Linked DNA regions of Homo sapiens: region 2 is linked to region 1. Evidence: read pairs that join two places in POLR2A ChIA-PET (ENCODE). Cell type or tissue: K562. All regions are shown on one strand. Links, peaks and the distances in the headings refer to the core of each region. The heading gives the core; the rest is flanking DNA.

What was found. Peaks named below come from ENCODE experiments on the same cell type or tissue, not always from the same donor. Only the 100,000 strongest peaks of a DNase experiment are listed, where the experiment ranks them.
Region 2: POLR2A ChIA-PET joins it to region 1 with 5 read pairs; 5 of 35 experiments call an interaction of 5 or more read pairs at or near these places.

What each region holds. Positions count from the first base shown.
Region 1 is chr16:11,126,088-11,133,501 of GRCh38, forward strand. CLEC16A (C-type lectin domain containing 16A) reads left to right here. Exons shown (of 24, transcript NM_015226.3): 22 at 1-59. It overlaps LOC105371081 (a long non-coding RNA gene), which reads right to left. Exons shown (of 2, transcript XR_001752081.2): 2 at 3,284-3,411. Among named protein-coding and RNA genes, the nearest start is that of SOCS1, 130 kb to the right of the region's middle. In K562, for the core only: no CTCF peak of the experiment used is centred there; DNase peaks (open chromatin) are centred at 2,904 and 4,200.
Region 2 is chr16:11,013,260-11,020,673 of GRCh38, forward strand. CLEC16A (C-type lectin domain containing 16A) reads left to right here. Exons shown (of 24, transcript NM_015226.3): 12 at 6,934-7,066. Among named protein-coding and RNA genes, the nearest start is that of CLEC16A, 72 kb to the left of the region's middle. RefSeq lists a silencer at 3,453-3,747. In K562, for the core only: no CTCF peak of the experiment used is centred there; no DNase peak of the experiment used is centred there.

The DNA.
Region 1 (7,414 bases), core at 1,000-5,999:
GGGCAGCAGCGACCCCACAGTGCAGCGCTCCGTGTTTGCATCGGTGGACAAGGTGCCAGGTGAGCCAGCCCCCCGCCCTGCGCCACAGCTCGTTCATCATGGTGGGCGTTCAAGGTCTTTCTCTCTGTGGAGCCTGTGTGAGCTGCCCTTCCTCTCTCAGAAGCCCCGTCGGCTGGCAGCACCAGCTTCTTAGAATTTGTCAAAGCACAGCGCAAGATTAAACACAGCCCCCAAAATAAATTTTGGCTTTCCCTTTAGTGTTTGGTTTGGTTTTCCAGAGATTTGTTGGGTATGTGGAAGAACTTCTCAGAATTGACTAAGAATTTTCTTGGAAATTTCTTGGAAACATTTAAATGATTAGTGCTGAAGTTGTGGGAGAGTAATTTCCTTCTCCATGTAAGATGACTAGAAAGAGAGAGTGTGTTTGGTTCCGGTTACAACCCCCTGAAGAAGTGAGACTTCAAAAGAAGGCCGTGCTGCCCACAGGTCAGCTGTCCACTCCTTCCATATGAGGGCGTCTCCTCCCACTTTTGCCACAGCTCATCTCTAACCCTGCTCCTCCGCTCCTCCCAAAACAGAAACTTGAATGGAAAGTCCATTGCTGATTTGTCAGAGTGGAAAGGACCACTTCTCCAGAAGACCGAGTTCTCCCCTTCCTGTTCTGACATGTCTGCTTTAAGTAAATCCGTATGCACCCCGATCCCTCGAAAGAGAGCCTTTCTTTTGGTTGCAAAAGTTTAGAGCGCTGGCCAAGCTCTCCCTCACAACTTAACCCCTCCCCATATAGGGCTTCAAACTTAAGTTGCAAGTGTTGTGAAATGTTTTCAAAAGCAGTTATTGATTTAAGAACAAAACGCAGCCATAGGAACCTGCTCAAAACCCGAGTCCTGGTTCCCCCATGTGATTTATTTTAGTTTCATTGTTTGATAATTCATTATTTATATGTATATACCGTAGGCATATGATTTTTTAAAATCCAGACAGGAGATGATCAAATGAAAAATAAGTCTACTTTGCTTCAGAAGTAACTATTGTTAACAGTTTCTTGCCTGTCTTTCCAGAAATATTTCTTTGTATGTCATGCATATGTTTGTTTTTTACACATGGGGTATACCGTATGTCTGATGCTGCACCTTGCTACTTCTTCCTTAATAGAAAGTGTCACACATTAACACGTATAAATCAACCTAATTCTCCTTAACTGTTACATGGTATTTTGTCATATGGATGGGCAAAAAAATCTTTTTTGCTGTTTCGTATTTGGGTCATTTCCAGTGTTTTGCTCTTACAGTGTCACAGTGAGCATCCTTAGGGTGTCTTTGTGTAATTGTGCAAATTTCTCATGTCTGTGTGATAAATTCCTAGCAGTGAATTTGCCAAAGGGGAAGGTTTTTAATCTTGATATATGTAGTCCCAACGTGAACTCTAGAAAACAGTACACCAATTCACTCTGCCACCCACAGCTTGTGATTGGTTTCTTTCTTAAATCCAGTCTCAGGGCTGGGCATGGCGGCTCATGCCAGTAATCCTAGCACTTTGGGAGGCTAAGACAAGGCGGATTGCTTGAGCCCAGGAGTTTGAGACCAGCCTGGGCAACACAGTGAGACATCGTGTCTAGTATAAATAAAAAATTAGCCAGGCATGGTGGTGGGCACCTGTGGTCTCAGCTACACTCAGGAGGCTGAGGTGGGAGGGTCACTTGAGCCCAGGAGGTTGACGCTGCAGTGAGCTATGATTGTACCATTGCCCTCCAGCCTGGGCAACAGAGTGAGACCCTGTCTCAAAAAGAAAAGAAAAAAATAATCTTAGGCTGAGAGACTGATTGTGGCACCGCCTGTTTTCAGTGATGAAATGTGAGATGATTCTGCCTGTTTCAGGGTCAGGAGGATTCTTTGCTTAAAAAATTCTGCAGGTTGCTTCGTGTTCTGTGGCTATGATTGCTAAGTAAATATAAAGTGTGACTGAGTCTAAGTTAACTAAGTACAAATTGACCTGGTAAGAAATGACTTCTTTAGGGTCATTGAGGCGTCTTTCAGTTTCGGAACTTACTGGTTAAAGAGAAAAGCCCAGGCCTTATTTCTGTTCTGAGCCCTTTTGGAACAAGGTAGAATGTAAATAAATACATGGAGCCAAGCGGCCCATTCTTCAGCATCTACATGATCATTTCTCTGTTTGCAGAATGCTTTAGGATGACTTATTGCTTACCTCTTCTACCCTGCCTGGCCTTCCACCGGTGGGTGAGAACATCAAATGCCAGGAGTGTGGCCCGGCTCCAGAACCTGGGCCTGCCTGCCGGGGTGGTTGGCACAGCTGGGATGCCCCATGTCCTGTTGCTGGTCCCAGGGTCAGCAAGTGTGAGGCTGTGCCAACTGGGACAACAGCAAGTCAGAGGTGGCTGCTGAAGGCAGCATCCACCCCTTGGCTGTGTCTCCCCTGACTGCCCCTGGAAGTGCCACTCAGCTATGAGGAGTGAGATGGAGACATTCTTATTTATCACACCACCCCCGCAAAGAGGGAGGCCTCGCTGCCCTCCCACCTTGGCTTGGCACCAGAGCTGTGTCCTGAAGAGCAAGTTGAAATCCCTGAGCCTTGGCATGGTGGGAGCATAGGCTGCCCCCACCCCCATCTCAGTAGTCAGGGTCCCCCACAGCAGCAGCCACTCAGCACTTTGGAATCATTCTTAAAACTTTTCACCCTGCTTCCACACCCACCAGCCTGCTTGGCCTCCAGAAAATACTGAGATCCGAGATCTCCTCTCCCAGATCTCCCAAGATTGCAACAGAAGCCTTCTCAGGATCCCTAGCTTCCATTCAGCCAGTGGGATCATTCTAGTACTTAAATCAGATTACGTCATACCCCTGCCTCCAGCTTTTTGGTAGTTTCCTGTTGCACTTAGAACAAAATCCACATCTCTCCTTCTGATCTTGGGTGGTGGCTGTGAGATCCGGCCCCAACTGGCCTCTCAGATGAAGTTCCCCCAACCCCAAGCTCACTCTAGCCCCAACCCCAGCCTTGCCAGCCCCTGCTGCTCCTCTAAGCTAGCATTTCTCAGAGTTTTAGCCTCAGCACCCACGTGTTTATCTGCTTAAAAAGTATTACAGAACTTAAAGAGCTTTCATTTAGATAGATTATATTTATAGATATTTATGACATTAGAAATTAAAACTAAGAAATGCTTTCAATATATACTTCTTGAATAAACCCATTGCATATATGCATAACTAACATAGTTTTCTATGAACAATAACTCTGTTTTCCAAAACATAGAAAAAAATTGATCTTGCACATTTCTGCAAGTCTCTTTAATGCCTGGCTTAATAGAAGACATCTGGATTCTCCTCTTTGCTTCTGTTTTCTGTCTGTTGTGATAGCATGCATTCTGTGGCCTCTGGAAAACTCCTCAGTACACCCCTGGGAATATGAACATAAAAGAAAAATGTCTTACTATTTTTATGAAAACAAGGATTTCCAGACCACACTTTGAGACCCACTCCTGTAAATCACTGTGGCCTTCCCTGCCCCAGGGCCTTGCACTGGATGTCTGTACCCAGATGTTGGTGTAGCTGCCTCCCGCTAACGGCTCAGGCTTAGTTTGTGTGCCGCCTCTTCAGTGGCCTTTTCAGATCAGCTCCTGGCTAGGGTTGTCCCCTCCCGCCACTGCATTGGCCTGGTTCCTTTTTTTTTTTTTTTTTTGAGATGGAGTCTCTCTCTGTCGCCCAGGCTGGGGTGCAGTGGCACAGTCTTGGCTCACTGCAAGCTCCGCCTCCCGGGTTCACACCATTCTCCTGCCTCAGCCTCCCTAGTAGCTGGTACTACAGGCGCCCACCACCACGCCCGGTTAATTTTTTGTATTTTTAGTAGAGATGGGGTTTCACCGTGTTAGCCAGGATGGTCTCGATCTCCTGACATTGTGATCCGCCTGTCTCGGCCTCCCAAAGTGCTGGGATTACAGGCGTGAGCCACCGCACCCAGCCTAGCCTGGTTCCGTTTATCCACAGCACTGAGGTTCCTTACCTGGCTGATGCCTTTGTGTGCCTGGTCATAGTCTTTCTCCCCTGCAGAGAGGGTTGCCTGCGTGGGAACCTTCTGTGCTGTTTACCCTGCATCTCAGCGCCTAGCTCTGTGCCCCCACTTAGTATCGTTGAGTGAAGAATGAGCCTGCATTTGTTATCTGCTCAGCCTTGGAACAGAGCCCATCAAAGGCCTTCTCCCTTCTCTGAACACGGGAAGACAAGGAAAGTCCCTCTGGGGCCCTAGATACTTGGTGGTTTAGTCCATGGAACTTTGACAAGGGAACACAAAGGAACTGAGAACCGAGAAGACCTTAAGCAGCATCCCTCGGCTAAATTTCTGTCACCAAGCGAGCAAGATGTGTGTCCAAGGACCATGTACCCAGGTGACAGATTTAGGTTGGTTGCATATCAACTGAATTTCACCACCCTCCTCCTACTCAGAGTTTTACAGAAGCCACAGAGTAGTGACACGGGGAGCCGGGCAGTGGAGGGAGATTCGGTCATCAGAAACCTGGCCCAGGTTGGCCTCTGATACTGTGACATGTCACCATTGCCATCAAGGGCCCGTGGGTGCTGGGGCGTGACCACTTCCCACCCTCCACAATGGTGCCCCTCCCCATAGGCCGCACAGCGCATGGAGTCCTTGCTTCTGCCTAGATAATAATTCACAAGGAAGAAAACAACTCTGGCTGCTGCCTCGGGGTGGCTGCCAGACAAGGGTGTTTTATTAGGACACATCTTCCGATTTTATCTGCGGGCCCAGGTAATTGTCATAGAGCAGTTTGTCTCCCCTTTAGAAGCTATAAACGATTGTATTTGATGAAAATATGCCTTTCATTTCCTTGGATGAGATATTAAAGTAGTGTATAAATCAGGGCTAATAGGTGACTAGCCACTTTGGTGTATTTTTCTTCTTCCATTTGGCTCAGAAAAAAAAAATCACAAGTTCTATTTATTGGCTGGTTTTATGTTGATGGCTCTCACCCTCACAGAATGTTCAGCTTCACGAGGGATTGTGCGTGCGCCTGGCCAAGGAGGGGGGTCAGTGGCGGCCAGTATGTGGGGGTGGGCAGGCATGGCCAGGCCTAGACTCTAGCCTGAGCACTCTGTGGCTTTGAGTGCCATGTTGCTGTGGTTAGTGCCTCATGGACCTGGCCCATGGCAACAGCTGCTTCTAGAGATAGAATCTGTCATGATGGGCAGGGTGTCCAAAACTCGCCTGCAAGGCCACCCTTTCCATAAACTCCAAGTGGACCAGCAGACCCCAGAGCAGAAGCTGTTCCCCAGAAATGACCCAGGGGTGTCAGGGGCTACGGCCTCCCAGAACAGCCTTGCTCCTCACTCTGGGCTCCTACTGGCCCAGAGGCTGCTTCAGGAGGCCGCAGGGAACCAGAGCTGCTTACAGGTGTTACCCTGGTGGGTTGGTGGGTGTGGGAAGGGCTGGCAGAGCACACAGCTCAGAGGAGCAGCCAGGCAGGTTGACATCTCCTGGCCCTTGCAGATGAGGGCTTAGTGACATGACAAAAAAGTGACCTGTTCCCACCTGGTTTACCATCAACCGCTCCCCACCAGCCTGTTAACTCCGGGACAGGGACTTCTCTGCCTCTTCTGCTGCTCTCTCCTTAAAACCCACCAGCCCCTCCTGTCACCAGCCCCTCTCTGTGGCCCATGGTCCCATGCAGTCTGGCCCCTGCCCTCTTCTGGGATCAGCTCCCAGCCCTCTCTCCCCTCGGCTCTCTGCAGATGACACAATCCAGCCCTTCAGCCGCACTGGCTGGCTGGCTGTGCCTCACCAGGGCCAAGTGCGTCCCATTTCAGGGCCTCTGTTTTCGTGCTTCCCTCCGCCTGGAGCCCTCTGCATGGCTGGTTCCTTCTCAGCACTCAGGGCTCTGCTCCGATACCTCAAAAAGGGGCCTTCCCTGAGTGCCCAGGTCACCCTAGTTCTCTGCACGGCAGCTTGTTTTTAATTGAGGTGAAATTTAACACAACATAAAACTAACCACTTGAAAGTGAACAATTCAGTGGCATTTAGAACCTTCCCAAGATTGTGCCATCATCCTCTCCTCTAGTTCCAAAACATTTCCATCCCCTCAAAAGAAAACCCCATAGCCATTAAGTAGTCATCGCCCACCCACCCCCCCCGCCCCCGCCCCCATCCAGCCCCTGGCATCCACTAATCTGCTTTCTGTCTCTATAGATTTACGTAGTCTGGGTATTTCATATCAATCATACAATCCATGGCCTTTCATGCCTGGCTTCTTTCAGTTTGCATCATGTTTTCAAGGTGCATCTATCCTTCTTTTAGCTGAATAATATGCATTATATGGATAGACGTTGTTTTGCTTCCACCTTCATCCATCAATGCACATTTGGGCTGTGTCTGCCTTTTGGCTATTGTTGAATGGGTTGCTGCGAACATTCGTGCACAAGCTTTTGTTTGAACGCCTGTTTTGTTTTCAGTTATTTCTGGTATATACCTAGGAGTAAAAAGTAGGTCATGTGACAATCTAACTTTCTGAGGAATTGCCAGACCGTTTTCCCATGGTCTTCATAGTCCTTAGCTTTAGCTGAAATTGCCTCTTGTATTCCTTGTTCTCTGACACTATCCTGCACTAGAATGGAAGGCACTTGGCCAGGGGGTGGGTACAGGGTTGTGGGGAACCTCGTTTGTCTTGTCCTTGACAGTGCTCATGGATGCCTATGAAGTAGTTGCTCAGTGAATACCGATGTGTGGGCGGATGGATGCATTGGTGGATGGGAGGCTGGGGGACAGAGGATGGGGCTGGAGGAATTGTTCAGTCTTGTTTTCCCAACAGACTGTAAACCCCTAAGGCCAGGGTATTTCTGTCTTATTCAGGTCTGGTACCCTGTGCCAGTTGGTGGTGGTTTGGGTGTGAGCTGGCAAGTTGGACTTCATCCCTTAAGGGCTAAGCTGGACTTTATTCACTTCCTGTCCCAGCTTCCTACTGGGTTTGGGGCTCCAGCTGTCTTGTGGTAGATATTTAACTCCCCTGTATCACCTGAGGTCAGGAGTTCGAGACCAGCCTGGCCGACATGGCGAAACCTCGTCTCTACTAAAAGTACAAAAATTATCCCAGTGTGGTGGCGGGCACCTGTAGTCCCAGCTACTCGGGAGGCTGAGGCAGGAGAATCACTTGAACCCGGGAGGTGGAGGTTGCAGTGAGCTGAGATCTTGCCATTGCACTCTAGCCTGGGTGACAGAGTGAGACTCTGTCTCAAAAAAAAAAAAAAATTTTTTTTTTGACTCTCCTGAGTATCTGGGCCATGCCTTGCTTTTCACCGGTGTTATCTTTATCAAAGGCACCTAAACCGGCAGGGTCAGTCACGTGACCCAGAGCACTTAATAGTTCCGTGGAAAAGCCTCGCCGGTTCCAGAGGCA
Region 2 (7,414 bases), core at 1,677-6,676, 110 kb before region 1:
TTTATAAGCTACTTGGATTAATCTGAGCATCCTTCCTTTCCCCATTCAGAGTGGATTTGGTATTCATTTAAAATAAATTTGGATTCAGGCTAGGCATGGTGGCTCACACCTGTAATCCCACCACTTTGGGAGGCTGAGATGGGCGGATCATTTGAAATCAGGAGTTTGAGACCAGCCTGGCCAACATGGTGAAACCCCATCTCTGCTAAAAATACAAAAATGAGGCCAGGTGTGCTGGCTCACACCTGTAATCCCAGAACTTTGGGAGGCCAAGGCAGGCAGATCATTTGAGGTCAGGAGTTCGAGACCAACCTGACCAACATGGTGGAGCCCTGAAAATACAAAAAAATTAGCCAGGCATGGTGATGTGTACCTATAGTCCCAGCTATTCGGGGAGGCTGAGGCTGGAGAATCCCGTTAGACTGGGAGGCAGAGGTTGCAGTGAGCCAAGATCACGCCACCGCACTCCAGCCTAGGCGATGGAGTGAGACTCTGTCTCAAAAATAAATAAATAAATAAAAATACAAAAATGAGCCGGGCATGGTGGCGTACACCTGTAATCCTAGCTACTCGGGAGGCTGAGGCAGGAGAATTGCTTGAACTTGGGAGGCAGAAGTTGTAGTGAGCTGAGATCATGCCACTGCACTCCAGCCTGGGCAACAGAGTGAGACTCTGTCTCAAAAAAAAGAAGAAGAAGAAGAAGAAGAAATTTGGATTCTTTTTTAAAATTTCCAGTTTAGGCTTCTTCTTTCTCATTCTCATTGATTTAATTTTCATTTTAAAAATGCATGGAATATTAGCAAACTGAAGTATCCTTCCTCCCTTCCACTTAATTCCTGTCATCTCTTATAGATAACCAACTTGATTGTGTACTGAAGAAGTCTCCTTCCTGTGTTTCTTTCTGTAAAAATAAGCAGATTTGTGTATGTTTTCTTCTTTTCCTTTCTTACATACAGGGTAGCATATGTGTTCCTTCCACTTAGCAATGTCTCCGGAAATTACTCCATATCATTTCTCAGATCTTCTTCATTCCTTTTCACAGCTGTGCTGTGTGTATGTACCATAGTTGATTCCATCGGTCTGTTATGCCTGGGCATTTAGGTAGTTTCCAGTATTTTGCAATTACAAAGAATACTACAGTAAATATCCTTGTGCATGTGCAGTTGCATACTTCCAGAGGTGTGTCTTGCGGAGAAAGACCTACAAGTGGGCTGCTAGGTTGTAGAGTATAACGGTGATTTAAACTTTCCTTTTAAGCTGTATTTAAGTGAAAAAAAAGTAATAGTTCAAATAAAATGAAAAATAGTACAGGTAACACAGAGACGTGACAGAAATCATAAAAGCAAGCAAATTAAACTATTGCTTCAGTCCCTTCAAACTCCAAATAGTATCATAACTGAGGTTCAGTCAGAGCCCCCTGGAAATCCAGCCTCAGTGCCTCAGTCCCGGCCTTGGGGACCATAGGTGGAACTCTGTATCCACATAGCCTACTGAGCTGCTTTCCTTGGTGGCAGCAGTGTGGCGCCCGCACCTTGGGAGGGAGGCTGGCCAGTGACAACAGGGACAATTGGAGTTGGGGCCCGGAGTGGCACAGAACCGTGCCAACTTCAGGTGTAGCACTATGAGGAGGTTCCCTGTGACCCTGATCATCAGGGGAGGTCAAGTCCTCTTTGATGTCCTCTTCTAAAGATGATACTCACTTTAGAGCAGTGAGAATCTGGGGAGCCCTTTCCCCCAAAAACCTGCTACCAACTGGTCCCATGCCCACATAGCACTTTGCATAGAGCTTCAGGGAATTGGCAGACCTATAAGGGTTGTTTCAGTACCTATAAGGGTTGTTTGGATAAAACTATCAAAAAGAAGAGCAAGAAACCTTTCCTTGACATTTGAAGATCTGATCCGCATTCATCTAGAAAATTAAGTGGAGCCACTCACTCTACAGCTGTGCTAGCTGGATGAGGACTGTGAGGTGCAGCTGTGCGCACAGGTGTCACAGCCAGGGTGTGGAAATCCCATTTTGTGTGGAGAGGCCCATGTGGGTCTGGTTCTGCGTCAAGATGTGACACGGGGGTTGGGGGTGAGGAAGGGGGAGCGGTCCTGGCTTTGCTGCTGCATTTCCAGCTGTGTTAAGAATCACTGCACTTGTGGGTTTCTGTGCACTCATACTCAATATCCAGGGTTGGACCAGACGGTGGTTTTCAAGCAGTTTTGTGTGAAGCCGTAGAATTCCAGAAAGGGGCCTCATGGAGTGCACGAGGGAGCCCACGGCAGTCAGAGGCATTTGATGCCCACCACCCTTTCCTGGAGCAGCTCTGCGCTCATCTGCTGACTGTGGTGGGATGCCCTGGAAAATTGTCCTGCAAATTAGTATTCAGCTGCTTAAAAAAAAAGTTGGATGAGCTTGGTGCTGAATTGTCTTCACCCTCTTCTCTGCTCCGGAATTCTGCTGGTGTCCAACGAGATTAAGCCAGAAAGGGGACAACTACGTCACAAAGCTTGGCCTCCAGGCCAGGGTGCTGGGGCTTGGCCCTGTAACCTTAGGAAGTACTTGGAGCTGAGTTCCCACTGTGTCAACCAAGCAGGGCAGAGCTGAGCCTGGGGAAGGAGAACTTGCAGCTGTAGGGGAGGTGGGCCTATGCCACGTCCTCTGCCTCATGGGGCAGAGGCCAGAGGCTGGGAGACGAGGAGGAGGCTAGCCTCACAGGCTTGCTTGGGAGTCTTCAGATGTCTGATGGCAAGCCTTGTTAGTAAACACAAGCAAACCTATACATATGACATTTAAGCATACATCTCCCAAATATGTGTAAAAATTTATGTATTATAAATTATATATAATATGATCATGCTAGTATTATGGACAGTATAAAACAAAATAGATTTTAAAAGATGAGAAGCGTTAAAAGACCTACTGCCTAGGGAATCATCTTGCATGCCCACTGAGGTCCATACCCACTTTGGAGATGGCCAAGGTAGTTGGAGGACACTAGGTGCCTGAAGGAGGCTGGTGAAGGTGAAAATGGCAGAAGGGAAAGAGAATTATGTTTCCCCGACAGCAGTCTGCACCACGTTCGAACTCTTTTTTTTCTTTTTTTTTCTTTTTTTTTTTTGAAACAGAGTCTCACTCTGTCACCCAGGCTGGAGTGCAGTGGCCCAATCTTGGCTCACTGCAACCCCCACCCCCTGGGTTCAAGCGATTCTCATGCCTCAGCCTCCCCAGTAGTTGGGATTACAGGCGCCCGCCACCACACCCAGCTAATGTTTGTGATAGGTTTCACCATGTTGGCCAGGCTGATCTCAAACTCTTGACCTCAAGGGATCCTCTTGCCTCAGCCTCCCAAAATGCTAGGATTACAGGCATGAGCCTCCACGCCCAGCCCACATTCCAGCTCTTGGCCATATCTGTGTACTGTTTGCTCTGCTGTTTACTGGATAGCTTTCTTTGAATTGACTCACTTGTTTTTTTCCCAAAATTTAGCCTTATTCTAAGCACTAATATCCACAGAAGGCTTTCTGTGCAGCTAGAATTTTCTTCCAATGCACAATGAAATAAGTACAAAACTATGCAAACAAAGCATTTGTCCACACACCACTTAGAAAGCACTGTTGGCTCCCACCTGTGTGATGGGGCCCGCCCTGTGGGAGACTCTGATCTTTGACATCTGACTTCAGATCAGATGGGAGGGAAGGGGGATGGTGAGAGTGAACCTCACATAGGGCCGGGGCCCATGTGAATATCGGGGCGGGGGGGGGGGTGCTCCTCCATGCCAAGGGGTGCCTGCAGGTACAGTCATGCCTAACAGTCTGGGGAGAGTCTCTTGGGGCATGAGATATCTCCCCACGAGAACACTTTGTGACCACATTGATCACAGACTTTGTCGGGGAGTGGCCCACCCCGCCTCAGATCACAGCTACCATGAATCATTGCCACTCGGGCCCGCTGCCAAAACATCTCGTGTTGGGCTAGACCAGTCGCTCATTTATCACTTCAAGAGATACTTATTGTGTGCCTACTCTGTGCCAGACACTGGATTAGACAGTGGAGAACAAGACACATAAGACAGCTACAAAACCCCTGTTCTAGTGGAGGAAGGCAGACAGTAAAGAAGCAGAACAATAGAGAATGTAAGAGCCAAGTCACAATGAATGCTATTATTATTAAGTAAAATCAAGATAAGGGGGAGGAAGGACAAATCTCCTCTACAGAAGAATGCCAAATAATTTATGGAGATACGCGAAGACGTTTCAGAACCTAATGTCCCATTCTCTAAGTGTGGCCTGTGTTTACTGACTTTCTTCCACAGAGTATGGTATGGAAGGAGGAGGAAAAGTGACTTCACAGTGGCGAAAGCTGATGAACATTAGCTTGGCCAAGTATTGGAGATTAACATCAACAGTTATAAGTCATATTGATAGTATGTGCCCTGATAGGATGTGATGAGAAGGGTACTTCCCCTCTGTGGTCCTCCTCCTCAAAACCTGTAACCCCAGTCTAAATAGCAGAAAGACATTGCACAAACCCAGAGTGAGGGACTCTCAAGAATGCCTGACCAGTACTCCTCAAAATGTCCAGGTCATCACAAGCAAGGACAGTCTGAGAAACGTCACATCCAGAGGAACCTAAGAATGAGGACTCAATGTAAAAGGGATCCTGGAACAGAAAAAAGACATTGGGAAAAACTAATGAAATCTGCCCAAAGTGTAGAGTTTAGTTTAGTTAATAACAATTTTTAAAGAGGTATTAAAAAAAAAAAAAAAAAGGCAGGTGAAGGCCGGTGTGGTGGCTCACGCCTATAATCCCAGCACTTTGGGAGGCCAAGGTGGGAGGATCATTTGAGCTCAGAAGTTTGAGACCAGCCTGGGCAACATAGTGAGACCCCATCTCTACAAATACTAAAAAATTAGCCGGGTGTGCTGGCATGTACCTGTGTTCCTAGCTACTCGGGAGCCCAGGTGGTCAAGGCTACAGTGAGCCATGATCACACCACTGCACTCTAGGCTGGGTGTCAGAGCAAGACCCTGTCTCAAAAAAGAAAAAAAAAAAAAAAACAGGTGAAGAGGGCGTCCAGGAAGATGTCTCCGTGGAGGCGACATGTGAACTGAGCCTTGAATGATGCACCCCAGTCACACCTGGCTAGGAGAGACCTGGTGTGAGAGCCTTCCAGGCAGAGGAAATTACTGTGTAAAGATCCTTGGATAGAAACAAGCTTGGGCCAGGCGCGGTAGCTCACGCCTGTAATCCCAGCACTTTGGGAGGCCGAGACAGGCAGATCATGAGGTCAGGAGATGGAGACCATCCTGGCCAACACGGTGAAACCCTGTCTGTAATAAAAATACAAAAGATTAGCTGGGTGTGGTGGCGGGTGCCTGTAGTCCCAGCTACTCAGGAGGCTGAGGCAGGAGAATGGTGTGAACCTGGGAGGCGGAGCTTGCAGTGAGCCGAGATCATGCTACTGCACTCCAGCCTGGGCGACAGAGCGAGACTCCATCTCAAAAAAAAAAAAAAAAATGGAGACAAGCTTGGGATGTTCAAGAGATAGTGAGAAGCCCAGCACAGCTGGAGCAGCATGAGCCAGCCAGGCAGGGATGGCCAGGAGGTAAGGTCAGAGGTGGACTGGGGCCAGGCCGTGTGTTTGGATTTCATCTTGAGAGTGATGAGTAGGCACTGGGAGTTTTGAACAGAGGAGTGACATGAGCTAATTTCATTAAAATCACTTGGGTTTGTGTGGAGAATACATTAGGGTGGCAGAAGAGGTGGCAGACGTCCCTGCATGAGCCGGGGGGAGGGAGACCATGGCAGAGGCGGTGTCTGAGCCCAAGGTATGTGTTCACATCCCTCTGGAAACAGAAGTGCAGGTTCACATTTTGTCATCTCTTTTAACCCCCTGTATGTCTCCCGAAGGTGGGGAAAAAGATGTGAACTCTGAGTTCCAAAGGCTGACTGTTTGAAAGTCCACGCCCGCACAGCCAAGAACTCTGATGGGGACACCATAAAGCCCAACCCTCATCCATCTTTAATTCAAGATGTTTTCTTTGGTGGTTCATAACTTTTTCTGAAAAATAAAAATGCACACCATGCTTAAGCTGATTGCTACAGGTTACCCTTGTTTAATGGGGAGAAAAAATGAGGTTCCTAATCTCTCTCTGCCTTCTGGAAGTTGTAAGTAAAAAAGGAAAACAAAAGGCTTCAGTCACATCAGAGCTTTCTATTAAAAATGTAAGCAGCTTTAGGCCAGACATGGTGGCTGACGCCTGTAATCCCAACACTTTGGGAGGCCGAGGTGGGTGGATCACCTGAGGTCAGGAATTCGAGACCAGCCTGGCCAACATGGCGAAACTCTGTCTCTACGAAAAATACAAAAATTAGCTGGGTGTGGTGGCAAGCGCCTGTAATCCCAGCTACTCAGGAGGCTGAGACAGGACAATCACTTGAACCCTGGAGGCGGAGGTAGCAGTGAGCTGAGATTGCGCCACTGCCCTCCAGCCTGGGTGACAAGAGCGAGACTCTGTCTCAAAAAAAAAAAAAAAAAAAATGTAAGGAGCTTTAGAATGTTGTCAGTGAGGTTGATTATGTTTATCAACCACATGTCATATCTTCTCAGCTGCCTGAAATCCTTTGGGAAGGAAATGTGGTATCAATAAAGTAAAAAAGACGATTTTAAACTCTCGAAATAGAATAAATGATTGCAATTTGTGTTTTGTTGTCAAAGACAGGAACACGTTTCTTGGTGTTGCTGTGATGAATGGAAAGAGAGGCTCTGGCCTCTGTCTTATTTCCACCCCAGTGTGTCTCTGGTGTTCAGGTCGCTGCTGTCGGACATGTGCTTGATGTGTTTGGAGTCATTTATGCATATTTATTCTCCAACATGAGCATGTGTATAAATCTAGGGCTGAAAAGCTGTCTGGACTCATCCCAGTCTCCATTTTGGCTTCCAGAGATCGAGATGGTGATCATGGAGCGTAGCAAGCTCTCAGAGCTGGCCGCCAGCACCTCCGTGCAGGAGCAGAACACCACGGACGAGGAGAAAAGCGCCGCCGCCACCTGCTCTGAGAGCACGCAATGGAGCAGGTAGCTGCCCGAGAGGTCGATGCTGAGTGCTCTCTCAGGGAAGAGGAGAGGGCTCAGTGGGGAGGTTGAGCCCTAGGGCCAGAGCCTCTTCTGTCCCTCAGCCCGACCATGCTGCCTCCCTTTCTTTCCCTGCTTCTCCAGCTCTGGCCACCCAGAAGCATGGAGACGGAGCCATCACTCAACACTGTAATGCTCACTCCTTTGCAAAGAGATTCGCCAGGATAGCGCAACTCTCTCCCTGCCCTGCTCCTGGCACTTTGGAGCTTGGCTCTGTCTAAAGGACATGGGTTGCTTCACATTGGCTGCTCCTAGAAATGCTCTGCTGCTCCAAGGAAGGATCCCCTCAGT